Linked DNA regions of Mus musculus: region 2 is linked to region 1. A link is a loop called in an ENCODE intact Hi-C map of the cell type or tissue named here. Cell type or tissue: left cerebral cortex. All regions are shown on one strand. Each heading gives the region's core, and the rest is flanking DNA. Links, peaks and the distances in the headings are about the cores only. Region 1 holds the start of Gm24867 (a small nuclear RNA gene). Region 2 has its middle 10 kb from the start of 2700054A10Rik.

What was found. A loop is a pair of places that touch in the nucleus more often than their neighbours do. Peaks named below come from ENCODE experiments on the same cell type or tissue, not always from the same donor. Only the 100,000 strongest peaks of a DNase experiment are listed, where the experiment ranks them.
Region 2: a loop joins it to region 1, with 2.7 times the contacts of the local background. A loop is called at or near these places in 3 of 42 quality-filtered maps.

The regions. Positions count from the first base shown.
Region 1 is chr17:13,667,638-13,683,852 of GRCm38, forward strand. It overlaps Gm24867 (a small nuclear RNA gene), which reads left to right and starts at 7,741; the gene lies at 7,741-7,845. In left cerebral cortex, for the core only: CTCF peaks have their summits at 4,675 (motif pointing right) and 8,483; DNase peaks (open chromatin) are centred at 8,766, 9,041, 9,814 and 10,000; H3K27ac peaks cover 657 bases.
Region 2 is chr17:13,556,467-13,572,681 of GRCm38, forward strand. No RefSeq gene overlaps it. Among named protein-coding and RNA genes, the nearest start is that of 2700054A10Rik, 10 kb to the left of the region's middle. In left cerebral cortex, for the core only: no CTCF peak of the experiment used is centred there; a DNase peak (open chromatin) is centred at 6,772.

The DNA.
Region 1 (16,215 bases), core at 3,777-11,776:
TGTGCCACCACGCCCGGAGGGAGCTACTGTTTGAAATTGCATTTAGACGTCATTTGTCACAGAAGTAAAACGCGGCTCAAGAAACTGAGAGTCTCATTCAAATTCTACAAACCAGGAAGCTGTTAGAAACCTAGTGTGGTCAGGCCTCATGCCCCCCCTGTCCCAGAGCTGGAAGTACAAATGTCCCACCTGACTTAAGACACCTGAGTGGAACCTGATGGCTACAAACAACCCACTTAGCTTCCTACTCTCTCACCTGAAACCCAGCACATGGAATTCAATATGGAATATACCAGACTTTTCTTTATAGCAAAGGTCTCCCCTCCTCCCTCTCTTTCTCTCTTTCCCATCTCTCTCTCTCCATACACACACATACACACACACACACATACACACACACACACACACACACTCAGGTCAGAAAGCCTCTTCATTGCTGGTTTATAAATGTGCTTATATGATCCATACATAAGCAATGGTTTCTACAACCTAGACTCACACACAAACACCAAGAGTAGCCAACCCTCCCAGATCCTGTTCTAGGGGCCTCTTGGCCAGGAGCTGGCTGTACACGTGGTCACTCTGCACTCTAGCTAAGAAGAGGCGAAATTCATTTGACTAGGCTTGGCCAGCACCTAAGAAGGGCTGGCCTAGGACGCTGGCCTGGCAAAGCACCATGTCTCCTTGCTTCCATAGTTCCAGTAGGGAAAGTCTTAGCCTAGTGAAGAGCTTTCTGCCCTCACTGAGGGTCCCTTCCTAGAGCCCAGCCCCAAAGCCAGGGAGAAAGGGAAACAGGGCTAGAAGAGACTTTCCCCGAAAGAGAGCCCCTGTGGCCTCTCTCCACAAGAGTCCACAGGGGAACAGCAACCATCATGAAAGGCTAAGCATTTTCACAAAGGGTGAAACACGTATTTCTTTACAGGGCACGGAGGAAATCTGCGGCTCCTGGGACTCTGAGGTCTGAGATCTTCTCAGATTTAACCTGGTAGCCTTGCGCCCCACACCCTTCCCCAGCCACAGGCCGCCCACACCCCCTCCCCCAGTCACTGGCTGCTCTCAGTCTTTGGGCTGCATTTCCCTGCGGGGCTTATTTTTAAACACTATTCATGGGAGTATCCTACCGTGCACAGTGTGGGCCAGAGGCAGCTGCAAGCTTCCCTCTCTGCACCAATTAAAGCCGAATTTGATGCTCCTTAGCATATGAATCAAGGCGCCAGGCAGTATATTTATTGCTTACTCAAGCCCTTCTCAGCTCTGCTCAGTCTCCACCCCCAGCCCTGAACCCTGGGTTGGCCCGTGGCACCTGCAGCTTCCTTGTGCCACGCCCCTCTGTCCAGAATGCCTAGGTCGCAGAGACTATATATAAATAGCCTTCTGTGGGCCAAATCAGGTTTTGTGAATGCTCCCGGGGCACCGGGGATCTATACCAGTTGTAAGAAAGATATTTTTGATAAAATATCAAGATGAATGGGAAATGCAGGGATTCAGCTGACTGGCTGGCAGCACCCTCGAATTTGGATTCTAAACTAAGAAACCATTGAAGGGATTTTGTGATTTATGCGGGTCAGGAGACATGAGGAATTCTCCTAATGAATGCATTGCTCCTGTGTTTCCCATTTCCTGATTAAAAAGAAAAAAATTCTCAAGGCTGACACTGCCTATCGTGATTTTAGGAGGTTAAGGAAGATCGTTTGTCTGTGAATATGGATGCTGCGGGCATCTGGGAGGAAGTGGCTGGGCGTGCTCTAAAATGCAGTGACAGTATTCTCCGAGCATGCATGGCATCGCAGGCTGGCGGCAAGCCCAGACCTTTGATATTGATCAATCCACAGGAATTACTCAGTGGAGACAGAGGATGCTACATGATAATTCTGCGATCCACAAACCCCTTGGCACAGGCTTTGCCTTTCTGTAAGAGGCTCAGAAAATGAAGGAGGCCAGAGGCTGTGCTGTCTGGAGTCTGTAGGGCTTTTGGACATTCTTTGTGTGTTTGCATGGTGTGTGTGTGTGTGTGTGTGTGTGTGTGTGTGTGTGTGTGTGTGTGTGTGTGTTGTTGTTGGTCATACACATGAATGTGTGGTTGCATGCTCCCACAGAGGACAGAGAAAGACATAAGGTCTCTCTCTGTCATTCTCTGCTTTAGTCCCTTGGAATTGAACTGGAAGCTCACCACTTCTGTGAGGTGGACTGTGTTAGTGTTTTGTCTAGGCTCCACCCCACAGTTACCAAAGCTGGGGTTACAGGCACAGATAGCTTTGGTCATCTTTCTGTTTGAGTGTCACACAGCAAGCACTCTTCCCTCTGGAGCCATCTCCCCAGGCCTGTTGGACATTCTTGTATTTTTCGGAAACCAGGAGGACCTGTTAGACACCCTGAACAGAATCTAAACTGAGCCCTTGGTTTGTCCACGAGCTTTGATTTTTTTTTTTTTTTCCTGCTCATGGCTTATCTGGCATCTCACCCAGCTCTGAGTCTTTTGTTCCCAGACTCTCTAGAGGTACCCAGAGTTACTGGGTAAACAATACAAGACCCTAATGGCACTAAACACCTTCCCTGTGTTAGGAGTCGGAAAAGATGCCTTATGAACCTAAGGACCTCCAGGTAAAACAGGCAGATGAAGCAGGGGACCCTCTCTGCTCTCCAGACCCTTCACTAGTGAGAGGAAGGTAAGGACAGATGGACAAGCTGGCCACCTCTCCCCCACACTGCTCTGACTGATGCATGGCCCTGACATGCTTGAACAAGCATAGCCAGCACTAATGAATGTCCACCAAGCTAGGGCAGGGCCACAGACTGAGCCCCTCAGAAGACTCTGTGTGTGTGTGTGTGTGTGTGTGTGTGTGTGTGTGTGTGTGTGTGTGAACTGTTCTGCTCTGCAGGAGCTTAGAGAGAAATGCAGTAAGTCCAACCATCACTTATTCTGGGGATAGGCTGTCCCCAGTCAGAATCAGGAGTCAGGTCCTTGTGGGTGGGGACCCAAACTGAATGTTTTGGACAAAACTAATGAAGCTGTGGACACGGCATTGTCAGATGACAGCTAGACCTGTTCTAAGACTTCCATACCAGGAGAGCAGGGTATCAGGGTTCTAATGCAGGAGGGGGCAGGGCTGTAGTTGCTCTTTCTGCCTTGCTCCTTGTCCATCAGCACTAATGAATACCTGTGTGATGGATGGACTGATGATATTTAGTCCTCAGGGAGCAAAACCCCAACAAGGCCTACTCAGGTGGAAGAGCAGAGTATTGGGTGCTAGCCACCAAGTTAGAAACATTGGGAAGTGGACGGGCCATTTCCTAGTGCCTGAAGGAGGCTCAGTAGCCTTACAACTTGCTTAGCTGTTAGACATAACAACATGAGCTCGTGCTGTGACTTTGTCTCTGCATCGCCTCCCAAAGGCTTGTTCTTTAAGCTGAGAGTAGAGTGGTCAGATCAAGATCACCACAGAGCCCTTACGATGGACTGGTGCCAGATGATAGGGAAACCAGGAGTGGTTGACCAGAGGAGGACACAGGGAGGAAGCACCCTCTGCATAGAGGCACAGCCTCCTCAGACACCAGCCAGGCCAAGGCCAGCTTAAACTTCTAGTTTCTGACCCTAAAACAAACAAATCCATAAGCTGCCCAGCCTGTGGCTTTCTTCGAAGCAGTCTCAGTGGGCTGAACCCATTTGATGGCTTTCTGTGCCATGAGAGTCACAGAGGATCTGATCTCAAATCCCTAGCATCCACATATAAAGCCAAGTGTGGCCAAGAACTGCCTCTGCAGAGAGTCGAGAGTCAGAGACAGGAGGAGCATGAGGCTTCCTGACAACCAGCCTAGTTCTAGGTTTAGTGAGAGACCCTGTCTGAAGGAATTAAGTGGACTTCCTCCTATGGCCTCTACGGGTACATGGATGCACATATCTATATGCATGTACATGCACAGGCAAGCATAAGCACACATAATGAATAAATAAAGTTTTTAAAACAAGAAAGGACTTAATGACTTCATTATATTAAATTAAGTTTAAAAGCATAAATGTAGTGAATAGCTTTAGGGCCCACAGCAAAGAACTTGTGGCCAGGAAGGGTTTAGCACTCTGGGGACTTTTGCCTGGGTATCAACCTGGGTCAGTATAGCCCCAGAAGAAGGCCATGTGCCATCAAGCCAGCTTGCCCCACTCCAAGGTCCACAACTGGAGTGGATCCTGCCTTCTTTCCCTGGAATCCAGAACTAGAGGTGGCTTTGCCCACACTCCCTCCCTCTGGCTGTGTTTGTACAGTCACTGCCTGCTGCAGGACAAGAGGGCTTTGTTTCTGTTCGCTTGGGAGGTCAAGGTCCGTTGCAGTTTGCGTGTGGCTTCTCTATGTGGGACAACTTTGCCATGGACATTTTCCCTCTGGGCAGATGCCAATCACTCATCACCATTTTGTGTGAGTGATATCTGTGGCACATTGTAGGAGCCAAGTGAGGTCTAGTGGCTCCCATGAACCTCATAGACACTGGTGACTGTCGGCTGACCCTCGGCAAAGACTCCAGGTCCTCAGGAACAAGTCTCTGCTGCAGAGTCTCTTGTTAGCTCTGAAAAGGATTGATGAGGGAGCCTGTCCCAGCAACTGTTCATGCCTAGGAATATTGGGGAGTCTAGGTGGCATTTGTAATAGACTGTGCATGAAGGGTTCTCCATAGGTTTACATGTTTGAATGCTTAGTCGCCAGGTGGTGGCACTCTTTTGATAGGATGTGAGGCTTGGCTGACTGAGCTGGGTCATGGGGGACAAGTCTTCGAGAATTTCAGCCCATCCCCACTTCAGATCTGTGAGGAACCATAAAACACACTGAGGCAGGCAGGAGGAAGCAGAGTAGGTCATTGTTTAGGGAAATATTAAAAAGAATGGCAAGTTCCCACGCTACACTGAGCACCAGCGGGCCACATAACTCCAGCAGGGTGTTCTCATTTCAGCAGACTCTTTGGCCCAGAGCTTCCAAGTTCCCTTGGTGGGTCATTGCCATGCCAGCCCCATGCAAAGACCATGCAATTGGCTGTCACAATTCCCAGTAACTGAGTAAAATCAAAACTCTAGAAGCTTAAAATTAATCAGTCAGATTTATGTATCAATAAATTTTCAATACACAAGATGCCCACACAATAAATTCAGGGCCAATTGATAATGGTACAAGTTGCCCACTTAGATTAGACTAATTATTCCAATTATTCTATCCCTATATGATATTGTATCTACCTGTGGCTATTTAAAACCACATGGAATCTGAATGATCCTGTTCGTCCTACATCTTGCTTCCTTCCTTTGTCACTCCCTGTCTCCATCTCTGCAACTCTTCACCCCACCTCCCTTTTCCCTGTCCAATCACAGGCTTCTTGTATTATATTTAAAGTGATTGGACAGGGAAAATCCTGCTACAGGTCATCATACAAGAAAGTAGGTATTTGGGTCCCCATCTAGGATAGAAGCTGTCTCAAGTTAGACTGATCAAAACCCTCGGAAGACTGGTGAGATATTTCAGCAGGTAAAGGTGCTTTTGTGCAGTCATGGTGACCTGAGCATGCCACCCAGCGTATAGGAAGAGAACCCATGCCATAAAGTTGCCATCTGACCTCCACATGGATAGCAGGGCACACACACCGGCCTCACACACACCAGTGTAAGTGAGGGTGCGTGTGTGTGTGTGTGTGTGTGTGTGTGTGTGTGTGTGCATGTGTGTAGGTATGTGCAAGTGCAGGAGGTGCTAGAGGTCAACCTTGGCTGTGCACCTTCGAGTTCTGTGTACTTTGTTTTTTGAGACGAGGTTTCTCGTTGACCTGAAGTTGACAGAGTTTTAAGTCTTGGACTGGCCAGCAACAAGTTCAGAGGTCCCCCTGTCCCTTGCCTTCCCAGGGCTGAGATTAGATGTGAGCATCCCTATGCCAGGCTCTCTTTTGGGGTCTCAGGGGTGGCAGCAGGGGTGGGGTTGAACTCAGGTTCCCATGTTTGCTATTACTCTTCAGCCCTTGTCTTAGTTAGGGTTTTACTGCTGTGAACAGACACATGTTGTACATACGACAAGGCAACTCTTATAAGGACAACATTTAACTGTGTCTGGCTTACAGGTTCAGTCTATTATCATAAAGGCAGGAGGAGCATGGAAGCATCCAAGAAGGCATGCAGGAAGGAGCTGAGAGTTCTTTATCTTCATCTGAAGGCTGCTAAGACTTGCTTCCAGGCAGCTAGGGCAAGTGACACACCTAATCCAACTAGGCCACACCTCCTAATAGTGCCACTCCCTGGGCCAAGCATATACAAACCATCACAGCCCTTCAGATATCCTTTCAGCCCACACTTGGCTTTTAAATACAATCTTCTCCAAGCTAGAACTCATCACTCTGTTGTACATGTTACTTCCTACAATGAATGAGGTATGCACATACATGAACGATGCACATGAACATAGGAATGAGGCATGTTCATGCTGTTGTCATGTGTACAAAGTCTCTAGGGATTCTTTGATCAGAACTGTGAGCTTCTGAAAGAAGAAATAGTCCATGATCTTGAACATAGCCTATGAAGGGCCTCACTGGGTCTGACACTGCAACCCCTCACGCCACCCTCCCCTCCAGAAAAATACCATGCACCTGTTCCTCCAAGGAGGTGTCTATGTGAGGCACAATCTTCACCTCTGAGTGAGGGGTCTCTGTGGGCCCATAGTCCTCTGGGATGTTGGCATGGACATGCACATCCATATACAGTGGGTAGAAGGGCTTGTGTTGACCTCATCTTCTTGACAACGATAGTGAGCCCACATTCCCTGGAGACTCAAAACTGTCAGAAGCCCCCATTGCATACCTGGCACTTGGCTGCATTGAAGCCTTCCTCCCTCCACAGAGTAGGAGAGATGCTGCTTGGCCAGGCATCTCACTGCCCCTCCTGAGTAAACCTGTACAGTTTACCTGTAGAGAAAGGTAGCTCAGGTTCTTCGGGCACCTTGAAGCATTGCTCACAACAGTGGCTTACTTCACTGACACATTCACACGTTACCAGGTGGTACTCACAGTCTACGGCCGTAGGACATTGTATGTGAAGGAGCCACATAGAGGTTTTGGGTCTCAACATGATATAATCTAGACGAATAAGGAAGACAAGAACAACGGTTCTTAAAGGGGAGAGGAACGAAGCAGGTCTGGCCACACCTTCTCCATGACACCTGTCTTCTGGTGCTGGGAGACACCTGCCATGTACTCTTTAGGAGGAGGAGTGTATGGCAGTGGGATTTATAGTTTTCAGTGGCTCCCACCCTCCTGCTCACCCCAGCTTCCTGTGTGGTTGTCTCCCAGCTGCCACTGTTTCCTAGCCACAGAATAATCCAGACATTTAGCTGAGTGTTGTGGTTTGCATCAGAATTTTCCCATAGGCTCATGTTTGAACACTTGGTCCCCAGCCTGTGGTGCTGCCTGGTGAGGTTGTGGAACCCCCTAGGTGGTGGAGCCTCACTGGAGAGAGTGGGTCACTGGGCACAGGCCTTGAAGTTTAACAGTCCAGCCCAGACTCTCTTTGCTGCCAAATGACAGTTAAAATGTGACCTCTGCCTCTGCCTACTACCTTTTCCACCGTGGTGGTTTGTGACTCCTCTAACTGTGAGCCCAAAGTAAATCTTTCTTTCCTAAGTCGCTTTGTTGGGTGTTTTCTCGCAGAAAGAAGAAAGGAAACTAAGGCATCATGCTTCCTTCCCCTCCATCCAAGCTCTGATCTTGAGGCCAGAATCCAGGGCTGCTCACTTTGGGAGAATATATACTAAAATTGGAACAGTACAGAGAAGATTAACATGGCCCCTGTATAAGGAAGACTTGCAAACTCCTGAAGTGCCCCATAAAAACAAACAAACAAACAAGCAAACAGAATCCAGTGTTAGAAACCCTATCCAGAGAGAGGATCACCCCGATCTTCACTCGTGCCTCACGACACCTCATTTCTCTCAAGTTGACCTCCATCCGTGGGAAGCTCCCAAAAGCCTCAGAAAGAGAAAAAGGGCATTGTCTCAGACGATGTGATCTTCATCTGGGGGACAGGACTAGCCTGTGACAGGCATGGCCTCTGTACAGTGTGAGGTCTCTGCTCTTCCCCTTCAAATCCAAGGCTGTGCTCAGCCCAAGTCCACAGGGTTGCCGCTCGCTAGCAAGGCTAGAGGTCAAGATACAAAGACCCATGTCACAAGCCAGTTCTCCAGGGAGCAATAAGCTGTCACTCACTAGATACCAAAGCATAATAAACAGGGGCTAAAGGCAGGGCAGCCTTATTCAGCTCAGGGCTCTGCGCCCAGAAATGGTACCCTGGCCATAGTCTCATAGGGGACACTAGCACTCCCAACAAACCCACAGTCCCCAGGGGTTGTGTCTGCACTTAAGCTTCTGCTGTGGGTCTGCCATGGCTCAGTCTCCAGCAAGACAGTCTTTCCATGGCCTGTCGATGTAGGCTGCTTTTTTTTAAAACTCTAATAGTTTCTAATATTTATTTATTTATTTATTTATTAATTATATACACTGTAGCTGTCTTCAGACACTCCAGAAGAGGGCATCAGATCTCATTACGGGTGGTTGTGAGCCACCATGTGGTTGCTGGGATTTGAACTGAGGACCTTTGAGAGAGCAGTCAGCGCTCCTAACTGCTGAGCCATCTCACCAGCCCCTCAGCTGCTTATTGTATGGGTGTGACCACCAGCTGCTGTCAGGACATGGGAACAATTTTTCAAACTTCTCTCTTGGATCACTTACCATTCACCAGATTTCTGGGTCAGTTGTGAATAAGCAACTTTAAATAGAAAATAGCTTCGTGTGTGTGTGTGTGTGTGTGTGTGTGTGTGTGTGTGTGTGTGTGTGTTAGAGGAAAAGTATTGTCCCAGGTTTAAATGAGCTATTTTGACATCTTACCCGGCAGAGAACAGAGCTGTGGCTCTTGGTCCCCCACCCTTCCCCCTTCCCCACCCATGCTGCTTTAGGTGAAGATGGTTTGTCAGCCTTCCTTCTACCCTGAACTACAGGATGGTGTGGGTGCCGCCCATAGAAGGAGCGAAGTATAATTTTGCAGGCTCCCACCTGTAGGGGCCAGGGAACAGACTTAAAGACTCAAAATAGACTGCAGTTTGCAGCATCACAGTGCACTGGCTGAAGCTGCTGTGTGCATGTGGCCCAGCTCTAGGCTTAGAGAGAGCACCAGATCTGAAGGGAGAGTCTTTGACTGAATGTTCCCACCAACACCCACTGGCCAAAGCTCAGACCTAAACAGCACTCACCATGCTGGTCTGTTATCATCCCATAGGGTTCATTCGCACACCTTTTATAAGAATAACGTTGGGTCATCCATTCCAGATTCAAAGCTTAGTTATAAGGAGAGAAGAGCCAATCCACCTGAATGTTTTGCCTCGCCTATAACTCTGTTTTGTTTTCTAAACCTCATTTGATCTTTGAGGAGGCCTTCAGTCACCAAACTCCCTATAGCCCTATTTAATTCTATCTCAGTATTTGTGGTACCAGGGATTGAGCCTGGAACTTTATGTATGCTAAGCATGCGCCAAGCATGTGTTCTGTACTGAACCACACCCCTCCACACACACACACACACACACACACACACACACACACACACACACACCCTTTAACTTTTTTATTCTGAGACAGGGTCTCACTAAGTTACCCAAGATGGCTGTGAACTTGACTGTACTCTTGTATCGGCTTCCCAAGTAGCTGGATGTCAGAGCCTTTCCACCAAACCCAGATAAATCCATTTTGAAATACCAAGCATACTGAATCTCAGACGTTGTGGGCAGAATGACTCCAGAGTCTATTTGCAGAGACAAGTGTGAAGGAAGAGAGGAAGTGTAATGTTAACGCAGCAAAAAACAAAACAAAACAAAAAAAAACCTGGATTCAGGCCTCAGGTGACCTAGACTCCAGGATGAGGAGCAGCATCAGACCTGGAAGCTCCTGCTGCTGTCCTGTGACAGAGAATGGGAAGTGCCACCAAAGCCCCCCAGAGAAACCCCCAGAGCTGCTGTTCCTAGTCTGATGCAGCCTGTCTCAAGAATACTGCCAAGCACAGCTTTACAAGTTAGTATGAACTGAGGCTTCAGACCATGATTTAAAGTGGTAGATACAGAAGAATAGGGGAGGGGAGGGGAGGGGAGGAGAGAAAGAAGGGAAAGGGAGAGAAACTGAGGGGGGGAGATGGAGGAGGGATGTTAGAAGAGGGAGAAAGGGAAGCGGGAGGAGAGGACAAAGGGAAGAGGCTAAAGTTGGGAAAGGAAAGGAACAAAGAGGGTGTGAGCCACCAGAAACAACGGTCCTCATTTCACAATAAGAGTACTGGCAACCGGGCTGTTTGATTTTTCAACCTTGCAAAGAGAGGCATCACCATGAAAGACTGGTACAACAGTTTGGTACAAAACAGTGCTTCCCGTGTTCCTAACTGTATTTCCCCCTGCCCCTGAGTTCTTCATTGCCTGAACATTTCCGAGAGGGACGAGAAACTGGGCAGACTGCACCTCCTATAGATTTCCACGTTGAGAATGTGAATGAAGCCTAGTTTGCTATGTATTCAGAGACTGGAGACTCCCTCCCTTTCTGACACATGGACTCAACTGTACAGCAGACTTCGAGTAACTTTTCAGCCTAGGATGAACTGAGGGCAGCAGGACAGGCAGATACCAGCCGTCGGCTGGGGAGACAGTCGTCCAGTGTCTCCTTCATATTTGTGATTCTGATAACCAACAATGTGCCTCCTTTTGAGAGTGGACCATAATGATTTGTTTAAAAATACAAACACAGTGCTAACCCAGCAGGCAGGCAGGTCGAGGGGAGATAAGATGTCTTAGGATGATGAAAACATATAGGCATAGCATAAAACCAAGCCCTGGGTTTAACCCCAGCGGTAGTCACTGCCTCAAGGCAACAAAACACTATACAGAGAAACAAGGGACAGAAAGTCCTGAAATTGCATGCCTTGCCTCATGCTGTTCACCTATCAGAGCAAAAGAAATGGCTCTGTCAATTAAATACAAATTATCAATTATATATAAATACATAACTACTTCCTCCAAAGTCTCCTTAACTTCAGTCATGAGTCTGTCTGTCTCTCTCTCTCAAGATTTTGTATATGAGTACACTGTCTCTCTCTTAAGACACACCAGAAGAGGGCATTGGATCCCATTACAGATGGTTGTGAGCCACCGTGTGGTTGCTGGGAATCAAACTCAGGACCTCTGGAAGAGCAGTCAGTGCTCTTAACTGCTGAGCCATCTCTCCCGTCTATCCTTTTTTCTTTTTTTTTTTTTTTTTTTTTTTTTTTTTCTTGTTTTGTTTTGTTTTGTTTTGTTTTTTTTTTTTTTTTTTTTTTTTTTTTTTTTCATTTTTTTTTATTAGGTATTTAGCTCATTTCCATTTCCAATGCTATACCAAAAGTCCCCCTTACCCACCCACCCCCACTCCCCTACCCACCCACTCCCCCCCTTTGGCCCTGGCGTTCCCCTGTACCGGGGCACACAAAGTCTGCGTGTCCAATGGGCCTCTCTTTCCAGTGATGGCCGACTAGGCCATCTTTTGATACATATGCAGCTAGAGTCAAGAGCTCAGGGGTACTGGTTAGTTCATAATGTTGTTCCAAGTGTAAATTATCTCATTTTAATTGGTTAGAAGAAATAATACTTTTTAGAGTGTCCACACTACCCAGTGCAATACCACCACTATATTCAATGCATTTTCTATCAAATTTCAAATAATATTTTTATGGATATAATAAAGTCCTAAAATTCATAGGGAAACTTTAAAAAAAAAAGAAAAAAAACTCAATAGTAAAGCGCTCTTAACCCAAAAAAGTAAAATTGGATAGCACTATTGGACTAAGGATATATTACAAAATTATAATAATTCAAATAGTTTGATAGTGACGTTAAGACAGACAGCTCAAACAATAAAACAGAACAGAATCCCACATAAACTAAATACACAGGGTCATTAGCTTTTTTTAAAAAAATTACCCTTTTCCCATCTTCAGTTGTCGATAGATAGATAGATAGATAGATAGATAGATAGATAGATAGATGGATAGATGTATCCATTCTCCTTTCTCTCCCTTGAGAAAAGTCAAGGAAGAAAGGGTGGGAAAGTCAGAGTGAGGAATCAGGGCTTCAGAGAAGACCCCCCCCCCCCCAGCTTAGCAGACATCACGAAGAACTGCATTGTGGGAAAGTGTCCACAGCTGCTAGCAACCACAGTCTCCTTGGCAGGGGTGGAGAGCTGTGAGCAGAGAACAGAGGCAGACCCAGGCAGAGGCTGCTTTTCCCAAACCTTGGCTGCCAGGAATGACCACAGACCACATGCTGTGTGAACACTGCGTACGGGCTGTCCTTGTGGGCTAGGTGAAGCGCGTGGGGCTGGCATGTTCTTCCTTCCCAGTCACTGGAGCATAGTCCTCCATGCCTCTCAAGGAACAAAGAGCCCCCGAAGTGCAGAGCTCACCTGGGCTCATCACTGGGTTGCAGACGGACGGTCCGTTTCAGCTGCTCTTTCAGCCTCAGTAGTGCCTGATCTGGTGGTATACAGCCACAGCCAAACAGACAAAGCAAGATCATGTGCCTCTCAGAGTCATCCCTTAACCCCAGAGAAAGGCTACTAGGAGACCGTCCGTAGGCTGGAGAAGAGCCCACAAAGCTATCTCTCCGCTCTTAGCCTCCTTTCACCTTACCCAAGGTCACACTCGTCCCTGAACCATGTGAAAGACCAGGCATGGCCACACATGCACCTGTAAAGACAGCCCTGTGGAAGGCGGAGACAGGAGAGTCCCTGGGGCTTGCAGGCTACTCCCTCACTTCTGTGTTCAGTCAGAGAATCAGACAGAAAGTGATAGAGCCAGACACTTGATAGCCTCTTTGTGTGTGTGATGCACCCACCCACATACATACAAAAGGAGATGTCTGAAACAAGGGAGACAAGTAGTATCGTTAAGAAAACTTTACTAGAGAGACACACATGGGGTGTGACTCATCTCATGCTGCTGTGATCTGTGTAGACAGAGGGCCGCACACAAATGGCACTCCTTGCCAGAAGGGGTCTCTGGACCAAACACAGTCAGGCTCTGGAAATTATGGAAGCTTTTGGTTTTTCTGATCCCCCCTCCCCCATTCCCTATTGTTTGGGGCTTTCGTTTTTAGCTTGTACTTCCTTCACAGACATGAGGAAAAGCAATAGCGTTTTAACGTAAAGTTGTCTTTAAATGAGTTTTTAAATTGCTATTGTTCCTTGTAATAAAGCTACCTCTCCAATACTGGCCTCTTTATCTACTCAGTCCCCATTTTCAGAGTTATTACACAATTAACACAATTCTTCTCTCCTTTCCTCCTCTCCCTCCCCTATCCACCCCACCCCCCAAAGTATGGACTATGGAAGACACTTTGGCAAAGGAGTCTTTTCGTTTTGGTTTCTCTCTCCAAGGCACTTGTCTATGAATCATTCTTACTATGGCAGCAAACACTGATGAAACCATTTAAGTAGCTTCTCTGCAACCTTTGTGACCTGCACACCACATCCAGGACTTTGAAAGTCATGTGCTTAAATGAACGACACCAGAGAGCTCACTGGAGGCTTCAGCTGAGATGGAGGCTCTGGGAACACTGGCAGCCCATGCCTCAGCAGGCAGTGTTGCTGGCATCGGTCCCCAAATGGCTGGCTTTGTCCCCCTCTCTACAAATCCATCTGCTTCGAGAGAAGCATCTGCTCCAAGCAGCAGCCCTGAAGCCTCACCCATCAGGCGGGGCGGGGGCTCCATCTCTATTTCTAGCAGAAAAAGCCTTTGACTTTTCTTCTATCCTGAGAAATGAGCTAGCCATTGAGGCCAGAAAATTCTTTTTTAAATTTATTTTTAGCCGGGCAGTGGTGGCGCATGCCTTTAATCCCAGCACTCGGGAGACAGAGGCAGGCAGATTTCTGAGTTCGAGGCCAGCCTGGTCTACAAAGTGAGTTCCCGGACAGCCAGGGTTACACAGAGAAACCCTGTCTCAAAAAACCAAAAAAAAAAAAAAATTTTTAATTTCACACACACACACACACACACACACACACACACACACACACGAGAGAGAGAGAGAGAGAGAGAGAGAGAGAGAGAGAGAACGAGAGAGCAGTGCATATGGGGTAGGCGTATATGCACATGGGTATGCAGGTACCCTTGGAGTCCATAAGAGGGCGCTGGAGTTACAGGCAGTGGTGAACTGCCGGATAGGGTTGCTTAGAACTGTACTGGGGCTAAGCTGTATCTCCAGGTCCCAGACTGTTTAAACGGCTCAGTCAGCAAAGCCCTTGCCTCACCAGCTTGAAAGCCTGACTTTGGACCCCCAACACCTCTGTAAACATTTGGGTTCTGCACTGCATGTCTGCAAATCCAGTGCTGGGAAGGGAGAGTCAGGATTCCCAGAGCTTGCTGCCCTTCAGTCCTAGCAGCTTAATTAGTAAGCCCAAGGCTCAATGTTAGCACTGACTTTAAAAATCAGGTGGAGAGCATGAGGGGGAAAGACATATGGCCCCTGCAGTGATATGCAGAATTACTGTGTACACATGAACATATACGTGCACACATACACTACAATAGAACAATTTGTTCTTAGTCAGGTTTGAGCCTAAATGCCTGCATGTTTCTCCCATCTCCTAACTCTGACAGGTGGGTCAAGCTCTCTACAGGTTGTCAGGGCCCAGAGCCTTCTCAGGATCCTTGGTCTACATCAGCCTGTGACTGTGCCCATCTCAGGTAACTCTGGGAGAAAGCGACTCTCTCACAAGTCTCAGCTGCCAGGCAACCATGATTTAATCTGAGGCTGACCACAAAACCACAAGAGAATTGAGATGTGGGAAGATGAGGAGGCTGCCTGGGTCATGTGGCCAAATACGCTCGTTGAGATCTGCACACACTGTCCTCTCCGGTAAATGGCTTGCTGTTCAGCCCCAACAGTCCCCAAGCCACTCCAGAGAATAAGTCACCTTGGGGCAGAAGGCGGGTGAAACACACCTTCAGACTCTGCACATTCCATGGCCTATGAGCCACCAGCCAGATACTCCCTGATGTCTGCCAGGAATGTCTCCAGTGCCTCCAGGCAGGGATGTGGAAAGAGGCCCCTGGCAAAGCCACAGGGCAGAGGAAGGAGGAAGCTTATGAACTGAAGGGAGCAGGCGTGAGCATGTGGAAGTGAGTGGAGAGGTCTGCTGGAGAACCCGTAGGGTTATATGAGTATTAGCAAGAGCTTGACATGCCTTGCGGAAAACCCAGCACTGTGGCTGAGACAGTCACTCCCCATCCTGTCCCCACACTCAGCGCCCACAGCAACCAGAATCCTCTGCTGCTCTGAGGCTAAAGAAGCCTGCTGGGACCTGGCCTAAGATAGCCACACTCAGGAGTCTGTGTGCCCTGCATGCAGGAGTGTTGCCTGAACACAAGTCCTTTCTGTCCCGCCCTTGGTACAAGGGCTCCCAGGAGAGTCTAAGCCCCTCACCCCCGCTTCCAGACTGCCCTCCTCCCCACTCTCTCTACCTTACCTTGGATCACAGTCCAGCCCATACTCTGTCCTTGAGATATGTTGGGTTCCAAACACAGCTACTGGGCTCTGCACTTTACCCCGAATCTCTAAGTCCTAGCCCTGAAAGACTGTGGAGGCTCTGAACCCTGGTGCCATCTCCTTCCCCACACAGCCAGCTCAGCCCCCGGGTCTTTCCTGTACCTCAGAGGCTAAAGAACCTCCAGTAGGTCTCCCTGTGGCTCTCTCTCTCTCTCTCTTTTTTTTTTCCTTCTCCAACTGAAGACAGAGGAGGATGTAAGAATCTGCCTCAATGCTAACCGGGGACCACCTCGCTCCACCGACAAAAGCAGTTTTGTTCAGAGTTTTATCTGTTCCCCCTGGGATCTTTTTTCTAGGTTGCAGGGGTGGATCTGATTGGTCTCACCACAATGGTGAGAACATCAGACACCAGACACTATGGGGATTGGTTAATTATGGCAGGCCAGCCCACCCCAGGGTGGGGCTGCCTAGACTGCTTACAAGTTGTCTCCTTTCAGGGCCTCTGCCCTGGGAGGGGGAAGAGTTCGAGCCAATCCTCTGACCGCAGAGGGTCAAATCCCTTGACTGGGAGCTGGGTCCACCTCAAAGGCTGGCGCAACCAAGGACCCCACCCTGTATCTGCTTAGAAGTGAAGGCAGGGTCAGACTAAAGCTCC
Region 2 (16,215 bases), core at 2,673-10,672, 110 kb before region 1:
AGCCGTGCAAGGGGAGAGCAAGAGGGAGCCGAGCCACAGGGTGCTGAGTCACGGAGGTCCTCTCAGCTTAGGGGGCCCTGTTTTGCTTGGACTCTTCCTCTCTGATGGTTGTGTGGAAGTTTCGCACCAGCAAAGCCTGGCTCCCAGAGACCCAGTGTCTTAGGCCATACGCCCACCGCCCAGGTCCTTTCAAGTGTGTAGTTGGTTCTGTGAGGGAGGAGAGTGTCAACCTCTACCTGTGGCTGTATGTCAAACTCTCACAGCAAAATTATTCGGTTTTGGGTTTGGGGGGAGTTTTTGGTTTCGTTTTTTGTTGTTGTTTTGTTTGTTTGTTTTTTGTTTTTGTTTGTTTTGCTTTGTTTTGGTTTTGGTTTTGTCAGAAAAGGCTCAGTAGTGACGTGCATATAGCTACTCAAGGAAGCTTTTATGCTTCCAAGCCTGGATATTATCATAAAGCAAAGAAAACACAAAACAAAACCCTTGTCTTCGTATACTCTTAACACCCCAAATCTCATTTCGGGGTGTCTCTGCCACCCCCCTCCCCGGGGTACTTCTGGTGGTCTTTTTTTCCTTCCACACAACTTTCATGGAACCTGCGCGAATATCTCCTGTTTTAAAGTTCCAATAAAAGTTTCCACCCTGAAATGGTAGCCTTACAGAGATGCACAAAATCTTATACGTTTTATTTTTACAAACACACGGTGGCAACCACGAAAATATTTCAAATTCTCTTTCATCTGCAGATCTCTCAACCTCGAACAATTTCCCCTTATAATTTCTCCTTGAGTTGTACACTCAAGCCAGTCCCATGGCTTCTAGTCCCCATCTCAGACCTCTTGTTCAATGAACAATGCCAATCTCTTTTTTTTTTTTTTTTTTTTTTTTTTTTTTTGGTTTTTCCAGACAGCGTTTCTCTGTGTAGCCCTGGCTGTTCTGGAACTCACTTTGTAGACCAGGCTAGCCTGGAACTCAGAAATCCACCTGCCTCTGCCTCCCAAGTGCTGGAAACAATGCCAATCTTAAAAAGGCCACAGGGGGTGCTGGAGAGATGGCTCAGTGGTTAAGAGCACCAACTGCTCTTCCAAAGGTCCTGAGTTCAAATCCCAGCAACCACATGGTGGCTCACAACCATCTGTAATGAGATCTGACGCTCCTCTGGTGCATCTGAAATCTGAAGACAGCTACAGTGTACTTAGATATAATAATAAATAAATATTTAAAAAGAAAAAAAAAAGGCCACAGGGTCCAGCAGTGCCATGCTCACTGCTCCCTGTGGCTCCATGGGGGAAAGCATTTGTGAGACACCCATGTTTGTAGTTTTCTCTGATCCTCATGGCTTCTTTCGGAGAGAATTCCGAACATCTCTAGAATCCCCTATAACTTCAGGCTTCAACCCTATAACTTCCAGTGTAGGAAAAAGCATCTCAGTGGAAGGGTGGGGGTGGGGTAGAGGGGACTCAAGAGTCACAAACATACTTGGCTCTAGGATATGTAATACAGCCATGACATGTTGTTAATTGACCCTTTGTTTTCTCATCTTTAACTCCAAATCACAATATCAAGAACGGTGTGGCAGACTGGAGAAATGACTTAGCGATTAAGAGCACTGACTGCTCTTCCAGAGGTCCTGAGTTCAAATCTCAGCAACTACATGGTGGCTCACAACCATCTGTAATGAGATCTGACTCCCTCTTCTGATGAGTCTGAAGACAGCTACAGTGTACTTACATATAATAAATAAAGAACTGTGTGGCACAGTGTTTATACATACTGAGATTAGCTTTAAATTCTAAATAAGCTTGCGTACAATAGGAATCTGGCACCCAGTCACTATACATGATTTGCTCAGAATGTGTGACACATAGGTGTCTCTGGACAGGCTACCATCCTCCGGGTGCTATCTGTCAGGGACCACCGTCCCTGCTCTGGACCCAGGAGTTCCCCACTGACTCTTCCATGAAGGCCAGTCCTACAGTGACTAAGTCCCTGCCTGTCTCAGTTCATTACCACTAAAGCCCAGTGTAGGACATTCACATCAGTCTTCACTTGATTCAACAGCTGCTATCTTCTCTTCTCCCATATATGTCCAGAACCTGAGCTTCACTGTGCAGTATGTTGCTGCCTAGGGTGAATATACATATAAGATGTAGGCTTGGGGTCTACCCTAAGCGCCCCCACCCCCGTCTTGGAAAGATTGGCATCTGCATGGGCAGGGTACACAGGGGCACAGCAGTGAAAAGTTTTGAACAGTTTTCCCGTGGTCTTGTTTCTGCCAAAGAAAATGGCAGTCCAGGCCAGACATGGTGGCTCACACCTTTAGTCCAAGCACCTGGGAGGTACAAACTGGTGGATTTCTGTGAGTTTAAGGCCAGCCTGTTCTACAGGGTGAATCCCAGGACAGCCAGGGTTACACAGTGAGATGTCATCTTGAAATAAAAACAACAGAGGGGAAAGAAAGAAGAGAAGAGAAGAGAAGAGAAGAGAAGAGAAGAGAAGAGAAGAGAAGAGAAGAGAAGAGGAGTGACCCAAACCCCGGGGGTTGGTAATCAGGTGTGAAGGGGCCCATGAGACTCCCAAGATCCCATGAGAGTTGTGGGTTGGGGTGGGGTGGAAACTGAGCTGGGCCACACCCAGCACTTCACTGAAGTATCTCATCACCCTTAATGCCTGCAGTCCTTTCTAAGGCAAGGAGAACCAATCGAGGTGTGTCTCTCCGGCCTGTGTTTTAATCAGTCCAGGAGTAGTCTTTAATACCTTACAAGGCAGTCTCTCAGAACCACAAAGAGAATTGAGGAGCATTTCAGCTCCCAGGGAACTAGTAATTTTAACAGTCTGAGCAATGGAATAAAACTTAAAAGCAACTTATTAAAGCACACCCTTGATTCTACAGAACACGGAAAACAAAAAATTAAAATATGCACTTCTGAAACTGAGGAGTGCCTGGGTCCTTGCCCATAAGGTGCTGGCCCAGTGTTGAGAACACAGCCCTAGGACGGCAGCAGTGAGAGTGAGAGCCACCAAACAAGGAGGCGGCTGCCCCTCTCCCCAGCCTGTCCCAGTTTGTTCTCAGGCTGTTCTTTAACCACCAGTAAAGGTAAGAAAGGGACCGTGGCCAGGAGTGATGACTATCAGGCTCTGATGACTGTGCTGTAAAATCCGTACTCTATACTGACTGTCATCAAAGAAAAGATGCCAAGGGCCTGTGCCACTGACCTCTTGTCCCTGAGGTGTCACTGACACAGACAGCTAGGTCCCGGTCGGGCTGGAGTCCAGAACAAGAGCCATATGGAGATATACATATTTCAATACAAAAGCCCCTACACACCAGGTTTCAGTGTTTCATGTTTTCTCATAATTGGCACATACTAACAAATTTCAAAAACTGCAAAGGCTACAAAATGTCCCCAATCATACAAAGTGGACTTGAGGATCTTACCCCTCACTGTCTGAGGTGGGGCTGGTGGGGGGGAGAGGCAGACAGAAGCTGACCAAATGGACTGTAAGCTCTTGCCCACCATTCCTGAGCCTCTGACATCAGCTCCGTGATTCTCAACCTCCGTAATGCCATTCCCCATGTTATGGTGACCCCCAACCATAAAATTGTCTTGTTGTTACTTCATAACTGCAATTCTGTTACAGTTATGAGTTGTAATGTAAATATCGGATGATATGCAGGATATCTTATATGAGACCCCTGTGAGAGTCCTTCAACCCACCCCACGCCACCCCACCCGACCCCACTCCATGCTCACAAAGGGTCAGGACCCACAGGTTGAGAACTACTGCACTAGATAGAGCACGTCACCCAACTTGAGAGGGGAAGTCTAAAGGCTCAGGCACTGTGCTTGTACACCTCAGCTGTGACTTAGCATCTTACTGAGAATCACCAAGTACCAGGAGGGAACAGCCAGCCCTATGTTATCCAGTCTGTACTCCCTGTATCCTGACAGCGCTTCCCTGCTTCCTATGGGTGTCTTAGTCCCCGTAACCTGGGACCCTTGGCTGCTTGGCATAAGTACCTCCCACTCTGGATCTTCACAGCCACTCCATTCATTAGTCAGTTCTCCAGAGCTCTCTGCTGTGTGTTCCACTCTTTCTTCACTACTGTCCCCCATAAGGTCCTGGTGCCGGGGATCAGCTCTCCCCAGTGAAATGCACCCTGTTTCCCAAACTCGTGGTAAGACACAACCTCGCAGCATCTTTCTCATGGTGTGCTATCTACTGAAGTTCTCAAAGTAAGGAATCCCAGAGATGGGCAGGATGCTGACTCAGGACATGGTACTGTCCTGGCCCGGCACCCTCCCCCCACTCCCACACCCCCCACGTCTCTACCAGGACTAGTTTAAACACAAAAAGACACCTGGAAATAGCCCAGCAAACTCATCCAACTCTCCACCTCACCAAGGGCAGTTGTATACGTTTTAGCTCCGAGAAAACATTTTTCGCACGACTTACTTTGAAATTAAAACTTCAATGTGAAAATGTCTACCCTGTGACCAGCGATTAGGTGGTCCTGAAGAGAGATTCTAGCTGCCTCTAATTGAGACCTTCATGCTCGCAGCTGGGTCACCTTCAATGTGTCACTGCTGAGTGTACCTCACAGGCCATAAGCCCCTTGGTGGGAGAAGCAAAGTGGCTTACAGGACACCGGGTGTTACTAAGAACACTGGGCTGTGACCAAAGTGTGCACATTGCTCCACCATAACCTCCAAAACCCACCCTGGAATTGAGAGCCACACCCCACTGCTTTTCAAGAGAGCTCACCATAGGCACCTCCCTATGAGCTGTACAAGCAGCTGAGAAACACTGATGCCACACCAGCCAGGACCCTGGGCCCAAGAGTGAAGCATCAGTCTGCTAAGTGAGACCAGCACTGACGGCCACTTACGGCCAATTACCACATGATTTTTATAATCTACCAAATGCCATCAATACACGACCCCCAACCTCACACACCTGTGCATGTCCTTTACCCACAGCTGAAAGGATAAAGTTGATGGGAGTTCCACTTAGAGCAGTGCTCTTCCCGTGGGTGTGGTCCTGTGTCTAATTAGAGAAATGGCCAGCCCTTGGCCGTGGTCCCGTGGAGTCAGATATAGTGATTTTTTTTCACTATTTTCTTTGGCATTCACACCAGAATAAGGAAATCATTTCAATAGTAAAGCCATCGCTAAGGAGCGGAAAGGACAAAAGTCACCAAGAGCAGGGACCAGGCAGGGCACACACACACACATGCACACATGCATACACACATGCACAAGCACAAATGCACAAATGCATGCCCACATACATGAACATACACACATGTGTACACACACACACACATACATACCCTGTGCCCCCTGGATGGCTTTGGGCATTTTGTTTTCTGCTTCTCTAAGGGATGTTCCTGACTCAGGTAAGAACTTGAAATACATTCACTGAATGTGTTTATCCATATACAGTAGAAATAATGTGTTGCAGTGTGTAGAGGTTTGTACACAAGCCCGAAGCAGCAAGATGCAGTTCACACAGAAAACCAGCCCAGCTGATACCCAGATGGAAAGCCCACACAATCTACAGCAGGGGAGCATTAGGTCATGACAGTCGCCATCAGGATACATGGTAGTGCAGACATGAAACAAGCTTTGGAAGTCTGCATGGTATCAGTGTGTCAGAGCCATGAAGCCCAACAATGGCAAGTGACAGGTGCCATCTTAGAACCACAGAGACAATCTGTTCATTCCCACCTGCTGCTTTCGCTCGAGATACTTGTGTGCTCTGGAGCACACTCACCCACTCACCCATCACTCACTCACACACTTCTACATCTGTCCATCACTCATACACTCACTTGTACACTTATCCACCTGCTCACACACTCACACACTCACTTGTGCACTTATCCACCCACTTCCTCCATCACTCACTGACTCATCCACCCACCCGCTCACACATACACCTTTCCCTCCCTCCCTCATCAGTTCACTCACTGACACTTATCCATCCACACCTCATTTGCTCGCTCATCCACCCTTTCGTTCATGCTTGATTCTTTCACGTGCTCTCACTCACTCCTCTACCCAGTCACTCGCTCTATCATTAACTGACTCACCATCTGTCCACGTACATATTCACCTGCTTGCTCACGCAACTCCTCCCTCCCCAGGCTGCCATCAGTGTCAGCCTCCCTTACCAGACCCCTGCCATCCCACCATCGGTGTTAGCCTCCTGCCAAGAGGCTTTTTCCTATTTGGATATTCAGCTCTAAGCACTGCAGGCTACAGGGTCAGCCCCTTCTATGCTCACAGAACACTCAGAAATATGGTCCATAAAAAAGTAGGTGCATAAGCTTCAAGAGACTGGAGTCCCAGGGAGTTTAGAGTTCAGGTGGCACGGGGGAGGGGGGGGGACATCCACGTGGACACAGGGGTTGGGGATGAGTAATGGGATATGGAACAGTAGGAGATGGATGGGGAGGGGAATAAAAATGGAATGTAAAAAAAATTAATTAATTAATAAAAAAAGAAAAGAACAGCAATTTTAAAACTAATGTATTGTGATCAAATCCTAAAAACAAAACCAAAAACCAACCAACCAAACAAACAAACAAACAAAAACAAAAGAAGTAGGTGCAAGTTGTCTCTGGTGATGAGTAGGCTGAGGCATCTGGGTCTACCTACAAATGCCTGGGTCTACCTCCCACTTCTGCCATCTGCTTTGCTTGAAAGGCTCAATGAAGTCCTATAGCAGGCTCAACAAATTGAAAACAGACTGCTGTCAGTGGGTTGTAGAAAGAATATCACATCTATTGTATGGTTACATCACCTGTCAATTAAAAACTTATGGCCTCTAGGAAAGGGTAGACTAGAAGGTGGAACAGCCGGGAGGCAGAGAGAATTCTGGGATAGAGCCAGGCTCGAGATTCACCCAGGAAGATACGAGTAGATGGACTCACAGTACTTGAGCACAGGTAACCAGCCATGTGGCAGTATTTAGATTAGAACAAATGGGTTATCCTAAGTTATGATCTCATCAGAGAAGAGCCTAGCTATAGTGTCGAGGTATTTGTGAGTATATTTTAAATCTGAGTCTTATTTCTGGGAGCATGAGGTTGGAAGAAAGAACCAGACCTAACTTCTACAGTGGATCAAGACCCTGGGTCCTGTGTTATCCAAGTCCCAGTCCTACAGTTGATGGATACAGTGACCCCTCCACCCAGGTGAGAAGGGGCTGAGCTGGCCAGGGACCAGCCACATTCCAAGAGGCTTTCCAGGAGGCCCAGGAATGCATAATTGCAGAGAATAGATTTTTAGGAAAAAGAACACAAAATTGTGGGTATAAAATGCGGTAGAATGGGGAAATTGTTTGAAATAGAAAGGAAGTCATAACAACATAATGATTCAAATGTCGATAAATAAAACCACAAGAGGAAAATGGAAAATAGTGTTTGCCAGCAGAACACCTAGTGTTAACTAGTTTCCAGATATTTCCTGTATTGGGTGAAGAAAAAAGAAATCCTGATTTCAACGCTGTGTCTATTTTATTTTCTCTGTGAACTGGGGGTGGAGTCAGGAACTGGTAGGTACCACTCAAGGGCTTGGCTCAAACATGCTCCCATGTAAGGGTCCCTCGGCCAGCCACGCTGAAGACAAGCATGAGTGCAGAATGATGGGAACTTCTGGAAACCACTGTCAATACCCTGGTTCAGCCTGTGAGGCAGAGAGGATCTGCAGAGTCTACCCCATCCAGGGACTGAAAGCAGGGAGAAGGGTTGAGACTGTGGGAGTCAGAGGACACAGGTTCTGGAGCACTCTGAAGGGCAAGTAGAGGCAACAGGGGTTGGCGGGGGGGGGGGGGGACCCTGGTTCTTAGTCTGTATCTCAGAGGCCAGCCCTAAGCTCTCCCCATTCCTGTCCCAGGCACCGAATCCTTTGCTCCTTTGTCATGATGCTATACTTAGATGTACATTGGCTATTCTAGTCCTTCAGAGAGCGGGGAGGCCAGGGAACATATGTCAGGGAGCTGTGTAGGGTGCCTTTACACAGGCAGTGTATGGTAGTGCAAACCAGGGGTGTGGGAAGTTTTCCTGATCCCAGCACTGAAAGGGTGAAGCAAGAAGATCTCATGTTCAAGGGAACCTAGACTACACTTAACGAAAAGGTCTCAAAACAAACAGGGAGATTAGCAAGAAAAATCAGGCTGGCCTCGAACTCATCTACCTTTGGGGCTGGCTTACAGGTTCGGAAGTCCAGTCCATTATCATCACCTCGAGACCCATCTACCTTTGCTTCCCGAGTGCCACCACTGCCAGACCCTGGTGTCAGCATTCTGAAAGTGCTTTTGTCACCTGTCATCACCTGCTGGATTCACGTTCTAGAGTTGCTAGAAAGCTCTATCAAGTGTCTGGGAACAATTCAACTTGAGGGTGCAGCTGCGGTCTGGGTCTGTGTTTCCAAAAGTCATCTGTGGAAACTCCTCCGAGAAGCTAGTGTTAGGAAGCAGGCTTGCGGAGGTGATGAGGTCATGAGGGTAGTCATGGGGAAGTCTGCACCCTCACTGAGACTGCGGAAAGTTCCAATCACCCATGCACCTGGTGGGACTTTAAGAGGTGCCACTATGAACTAGAAAGTCATCTACACCGTAAACCTAATCTTGGCTTTCAATCTCCAGAATTGTTGAGGTTTAAATATGCTTAACCCGGGGAGTGGCCTTGTTGAAGTAGGTGTGGCCTTGTTGGAGTAGGTGTGGCCTAGTTGGAGTAGGTGTGGCCTTGTTGGAGGAAGTGTGCCACTGCGGGTGGGGGAGGGGAGACTAGGCTTTAAGACCCTCCTGCTTGCTGCCTAGAAGTCATTCCACTCCTGCCTTCCATTGGATGAAAATGTAGAACTCTCAATTTCTCCAGCTCCATGCCCGTTGGGATGCTGCCATGCTTCCTGTTATGATGATAATGGACTGGACCTCTGAACCTGTAAGCCAGCCCCAATTAAATGTCCCTTATAAGAGTTGCCTTGGTCATGGTGTCTTTTCACAGCAATGGAAATCTAACCAAGTCAAGAATCATGTTTAGTAAATTTCTGTTTACAAAGCTATAAGGCCTTGTGCAAAGGCAGCCAGAATGTGCTACTCAAGGCCCTGGGTGCCAACACCTGTGTGCACACAGAGGGAGTGACCCTATGGTAGGAAAGATGGCTCAGTGGTTAAGTGCTTGCCAAAAAAGCATGAAGATCAGAGTTCAGATCCCCACAACCCACATAAAATGCCAGGCGGCCCTGAAAGCCCAGTTGTAATTCCAGACTGAGGCAGAAACAGAATCCCCAAAGCAGGCTGGCTAGCAAAACTAGACATGTTGGTAAGCTCTGGGCTTGATTGAGAGACCCTGCCTCATTTAATAAGGTAGAAGAGAGAGTGAAGATGATTCCTAATGCCAACCTCAGGCCTCTACAAAAATGAGCAAATGTGTACACACCCACATACACATATGCCCACATGTGTGTACATGGAAACATACATACACATGGAAACATACATACATACACATGTGTACACATGGAAACATACATATGTGTATACATGGAAACATACATACACATGTATACACATGGAAGCATACATACACATGAGTACACATGGAAACATACATACACATGTAAAGCTGCAAACCACACAGACACACATGGAAAAGAACAAGATAAAACGATGTTAACTGTCTGCACTCACTCTAGAATGGGTACACACTGCGCATTCGCCATGGATGCATGGAAAGGAAGGACTCTAATGTGGTACAGGGCTTAGGAGGAAAAGGAGAGAGAGAGACAGAGAGAGCGGCAGAAACCCCAAGATTCAAGGACCTCTGGCATTCTCAGGTGTGGAAACCAGTTGCAAGGGCTGAGCTCTCTTGTTTTGAGAAAGATCAGAGGAGTCTTAGTCACAGGAGAGGCACACACATACACACAGAGAGAGGGAGAGAGAGAGAGAGAGAGAGAGAGAGAGAGAGAGAGAGAGAGTTGAGTCTGGGGCTTGCATCTTGCTGAATGCAGGAAAACAGTGAGATTCCTGGTCTTCACTGTGTCTCCTGAATTGTGACCAGAAGGGTAGTGGTTACAGGTGTGACATCAGAGGTATAGTGGACCCCAGCTCAGGAGGTAGTCCACACCTACTCAGAACCTATTTAATATTCCAGCCAGGTTCAAGTGCACACGGCTACAGGGACTGGCCGAGTCCTGGCTGGGAAGGGTCTGGAGAAGGGTCTCGACTTTGCCCTTCACTTCTCATCTTCAACAACATCCTGCCTTCCTTACCCTCAAGTCCCAGAACCCAGAAGTCTTAGATGCTGATCCTCTGAGGAGCTTAACTGCCTGTGAGCACGGCTCTGCCCGTGCACGTCTGAAAGGCTCTGGGAACCTGCACCAGGGCAGGCAGGTTGGACCTGAAGACACCAGGTTCCTAAATCCCTGAAGACTGAGGTCTCGATCTGAGAGGAAAGGCAGAAAGGCAGAAAGGCAGGTCGAACATGTTCCCGGACAGGTTTGGAACTTGCACCACAGGAATGAAGATAATGGAGACCCTTTGGGCCTGACCTCCACAGCAGCAACACAGGCAGGTACCATGTTTACAGCCAGCCCTCTGGGATTAAAACTTCTTACAGGCTTGGCAGAGCTCCCCTGGACCCAGAAGGCACTCACAGGGGTCTGTGGCAGGATCGGAGGGGGCAGGCGGGACAGGCTGAGGATGCCTTCCCACAGTGCACCTGTACTTTCCCCACTCCAGCGGTGTGCACTACTCCCTCAGTTCACTACCCAGCCAAGCTACAGAGCTCAGAAGAGTTGGAGCACCGCCTCTACCCCTTCATGAGTCTTGGCTTGAGCCCATCCAAACACAGAACAGAAGACAACAGGGTGGTTTTGTTTTGATTTGATTTGATTTTTTTGGTATGGAGGGTGGTCAAATGTGTGCAAAGGAGCTAGCTGTCAGCTTGGTGTGTGTAGGCGTGTCTGTGCTAGTGATTTCATGCTTGTAGGTTTGTGTTGTGGGTTATGTGGGTGTGGGTATATGCATATACTGTAGTCTTGCTCTGTGTGTGTGTGTGTGTGTGTGTGTGTGTGTGTGTGTGTAGGTGCTGTGGAATTTCTGGTGTTCCGAAGTGTGTGTGCTGTGTGTAGTGGACTATATACACGTGTGCAGGTATGTGCATATGCTGTGACCTCTGTGTGCAAGTTTGTGTATGTGTGTTCTCCCTGGGTACAGGTGTGTGTGTGTGTGTGTGTGTGTGTGTGTGTGTGTGCTGTGTTTTTCCATGTGCACAGGTGTATATGCTATGGGCTCCATGTGCAAGGGTATGTGTGTGTGTGTGCACTCGTGAGTGCATGTGTACACATGCACTATGGGCTCTGGGTATACAGGTGTTTATGTATCTTATATGTTCTTTGTGTGCAGGTGTGTGGGAGCACTGTGTGTTCCTTGTGTATGTGTGTGCCTGGGCTGTGGATTTCATGTGTGGGCCAGCATTCAGGAGTGTACAGAGGCCATAGCACATGTGTTAGCATAGCTTACAGCCCTCCAGTAACTAACCCTAAGATCATAAGAGCTTTACTGGCAGGCTGGTGAGATGGCTCAGAGGGTAAGAGCACTGACTTTCTGGAGGTCCTGAGTTCAAATCCCAGCAACCACATGGTGGCTCACAACCACCCGTAATGAGATCTGACACCCTCTTCTGGTGTGTCTAAAATCTAAAGACAGCTACAGTGAGTGTATTTATGTATTAAATAAATTAAAAAAAAAAAAGAGCTTCACTGTCCTGAGCCAGCCTTTTCAGCTGTTCAATGATGATAATGAAAACCTGGTGGGACTATGATAAATGTAGTGAAAATACAAGCCTGGTGTTGAGTACAATGTTGGCACGCAGTAGGCACTTACAGTGTTGGCACACAGTAGGTGTTTTTAGTGTTGGCATACAGTAAGCACTTAACAAAAGTATCTACAACTTTATCTGGAAATGAGCTAGTCAGATCTGGAGACACTTCCTCGGGGTGACAGGGCCAAAGCATTTTTTTTCTTTTTAAATTCCCACATTTAGAATGCATGTCAGTGCACTTTAGATGAAAAAAAAAGAGCGAAAAAGCTAAGTCTTTTGTGCCATTGGTGTTTGGTTACAGGACAAGAGGGAGAGAAGCCAACAGAAACTCGGTGAGCCGAGGGACCCAATGAACAAGGTCACCCAGATAGTAGAATGTCTGTTCCTGGAACCAGAAGCAGGGGACTGGATTCCCTGGATCTGTGGGTATAGCAGAGCCTTGCTTCATCCCCAGGTACCTTCAAGGAGCACAGCCAGGGTGAGCGGAGATGGGGGTGCGCTTCCATGACAGCCCATCTTCCACTGGGAACCTGAAGAGGCCTCTGCCTCCAGCAGTGAACGTGTACCCCTCATCACAGAGTGTCCTGCAGAGGAAAAACAGGACAGTGGGGTGAAGACCTGCACATGTGTGTTCATGGGTAAAACTAAGAGTCAAAAGGGAAGCGTGCATTTGGGTTCTACCAGGGGGAGCTAGAAAGAACCCTGCCTCTGGCAAGGATAGCAGAGTCCTCAACAGGTGTAAAATGCAAAAAGCTGTGGGGATGGGGATTAAAATCACTCCTGTTGCTGTCAAAGTCACAAGACCTGGAAACGGAAGTACACAGGGACAGCGACACTTCCCTGTGAGGCGGGGAACACACACAGCTCGGAAGAAGGCTCTGTCCAAGAGTATTCAGATGAACCTAGTTGCATCCCTGAGTCAGGTGGAGGAGTGGTAGTCTGCACCCCCAGCATGGAGGGGCTTTGATCTAAAGTCACTCAGCCCGTGCTGGGGAGCACTCTGTTCTGTCTTCTTGCTCTCTAATGGTGGATGTAATACAAAGCTGAGGGTGGGGCGGAGGGTGGAGCCCCATGTCTATGAGGATCATTTTCCAGTGTAGCATCTAATGTGCTCTGTTAGAGGCCTGGCGTCCTGGGAACACAGCATCTTAAACTACAATTCGTGATCCCCCACTTGAAGTCATTTGACTGAATGTAGGATGTCTTAGTTATTGTTGTGAAGAAACACCCTGGTCAGGGCAACTCTTCTAAAAGAAAGCATTTAACGATGGTCTTGCTTGCAATTGTAGAGGGTTAGTCTATTATCACGGTAGGAAAGATGGTGGCGGGTGGGTAGGCATGGGGCTAAGAATGCTCACTCTGCTCCAGAAAGAGAGAGAGAGAGAGAGAGAGAGAGAGAGAGAGATCTAGCACTGGCCTGGTGTTGGCTTTTGAAACATCAAAGCCTACCCCAGGGACACTCCTTCAAGAAGGCCACACCTCTTTTTTTTTAAAGAGTTATTTATTTATTGTATGCATATATGTAAAATATAGCTGTCTTCAGACACACCAGAAGAGGGCATCAGATCTCATTGCAGATGGTTGTGAGCCACCATATAGTTGGTAGGAATTGAACTCAGGACCTCTGGAAGAGCAATTAGTGCTCCTAACCACTGAGCTACCTCTCCATTCTCAAGGCCACATCTCTTAATCCTTCCCAACAGACCATCAACTGGGAACCCAGTATTCAAATGTATGAGCCCCCTGACATTCTGAGTTAAACCACCACATGGCCGATCACTGAATTTCAGCGAAGTGTAATGCTTTCTGAACATGCAGCAAACAAACAAACAAACAAAAGTCATATTCCTTCAGTAGACTTCTGCAGCCTTGGTTCCAAACCCATGACACACGATCTTTGTATCTGCATGCAGCCAGGACATACATCATACTAGTGAAGTTCCATGAACGTCCTCTGCTCAGGCATGACCCCAGCATGCATTAGGACTTGAATTTACTATACATTCAAATGAGTACATCTTTGCATTGGATTGTGCTGGAATGTTTGGTTGTTTTTTTTGTTTTTTTTTGGTTTTTTTTTTTTTTTTTGATTTTGTAAGACAGAGTCTCACTAAGTAACCTTTGCTGTCCTGGAACTCACTATGCAAACCAGGCTGACCTGGAACTCACAGAAACCCACCCATCTCTGCCTCCTGAGTGTTAAGATTAAGGCTATATTTATCACCACACAAGCAGAGTATATAGCTTTTTTTTAAAAAAAACAGTTGCAGTTTGAGTTCTTGACTAACAGTTTTTTAAAAACAAACAAACAAGCAAACTATGCAATCAGTTTTATCTTAAGATTAGGACAGAATTTCCAACAGTTTCTGAAATGATTCCAAACGAACTGTCAGTCGGTTCTGCTGACTTATGCAAAGAGGCAGCTCAGCATTGACTCTCATAAAGCCAAAATATCAACCAACGCTGAGAAATAAAAATGTTATGTGCCCTGAAATATCAAACATTCAGCCAAGACGTAATTCCCTGTGTTAGACTAACCAAGCACATCCGTCTCACTAGTACACAAGCTTTCCATTGTGTTTGATAAATGGCAAAATTATAAATATTACAAAGAATTGTCTCAAAATAGGTTTCATTAGCGTTGTAAATCAGGTGCTCTTCCAGCCTGCCTTTCAGTGACTCAGCTGCTTACATCATTGCCTCCCACTGCCAGGCCCAACACATTTCCCATGTCCCAAGAGTTGTGTATGTTCCTGGGTGACACGGGCACCCTTTACAAGGTCTCTCTTGGCATCACAGCCCTCTTTCTTTCTTTCCTGTCTCCCTGTCTCTCTGCCTTCCTGTCTGTCTGTATCTCTCTCACATGTTCCTACTCGGTCTGTCTCTATAACTCTCATGTCCCCACTCTGATGGCCCTTTGCTCCTCCTCCCCTTCCCTCTCCCCCTCCCCCAGTACTCCTCTCCATTAGACCTGTTTCGTGGCATGATCTATGTATGTCCAAACCCAACAAGGGACCTTTCGCTGCCTAATCCTAACGATTATGATTTATAATTGGTAAATGTTTGACTTAGATCCCTTTTTTTGTTTGTTTGTTTGTTTGCTTGCTTGTTTTTCGAGACAGGGTTTCTCTGTATAGTCCTGGCTGTCCTGGAACTCACTCTGCAGACCAGGCTGGCCTTGAACTCAGAAATCCTCCTGCCTCTGCCTCTCAAGTGCTGAGATCAAAGGTGTGTGCCACCACTACCCAGTGATCCCTATTTTATATTCCTGAATACCTGACGTCAGATAAAAATTTCTTGGGCAAAAAGGACTTGAAAGTAGAAAAGGTTTAAGAAGATGGGTCTGAGAGCCGCCACAACAGGCCTCAAACTGGGACTAGAACATGTCTGCTTACCGGATGTGGGAAATGGCAATGTCCACAGAGCCTTGCCCTGGGCGGGGATAGAGAGAATCTTCACAAGATTCTCTGGAGTCCCAGCATCTTCTGGTCGTCTCTGCTTCTCCTTGGCTTGCATAAGGCAGCCTCTAACTCTGCCATCTCATGCCCTACGGCAGAGTCTCCATTCCCTACTTAACTCTTCTCTGAAAAAACAAAACAAAAGCAGGCCTACTCTTAACAAGATAAGACCTACAAAGACCCTATTCCAAATGAAGTCCTGATCACAAGAACTAGAGACATCCTCTGTGTGTGTGTGTGTGTGTGTGTGTGTGTGTGTGTGTGTGTGTGTGTGTGTGTTTTAAAAAGAAAGAGGCCAGATTAATGCTAACACAGGTGAACATCACTCATCTTTCTTCTGGACCATTGTGTACTTGAACCTCCTGGCTCACTTGAGTATCAGTTCCTGAAGTGGGGGTGGGGCGGCTACCTCCAGGCTACCATCAGAGTAAGGAGCTAGCACAATGCACTGGGTGAGTGAGGGCACAGGCTGCCCTCTGCTATGAAGAACATTTTGAAATATAACTAGCTAAGGCAGCCCTGGCCTAGAGTTGGGCAGTTCTCTTATCAACTTTCTCCAAGACCATATTGACAGCTCACGGGAGCCATTGTCACCCATGAAGGCAGGCAGGCCTTTAGCTCCACGTTCAGTAAGGCACTAAGATAAGAAGTTCAGTAAGGCACTAAGATAAGAAGGAGGAAGCTTGGTGCGTGTGTGTGCGTGTGTGTGTGTGTGTGTGTGTGTGTGTGTGTGTGTGTGTAGGGAGGAGCTTTGGGACAAACAGGGAGGGGTAGATGTTTGTTTCAGGCACTAGGAAGTAGGCCTTCAGTCTGCTACCCTTGTGTTTCTTAGACTACAACCTACAGATCATAGAATTCCTGGGACAAAGGAAGCTCTGAATGGCTCGACTCCCGTGCCAGAAGCTAGTGCTGCTGCAATTGCTA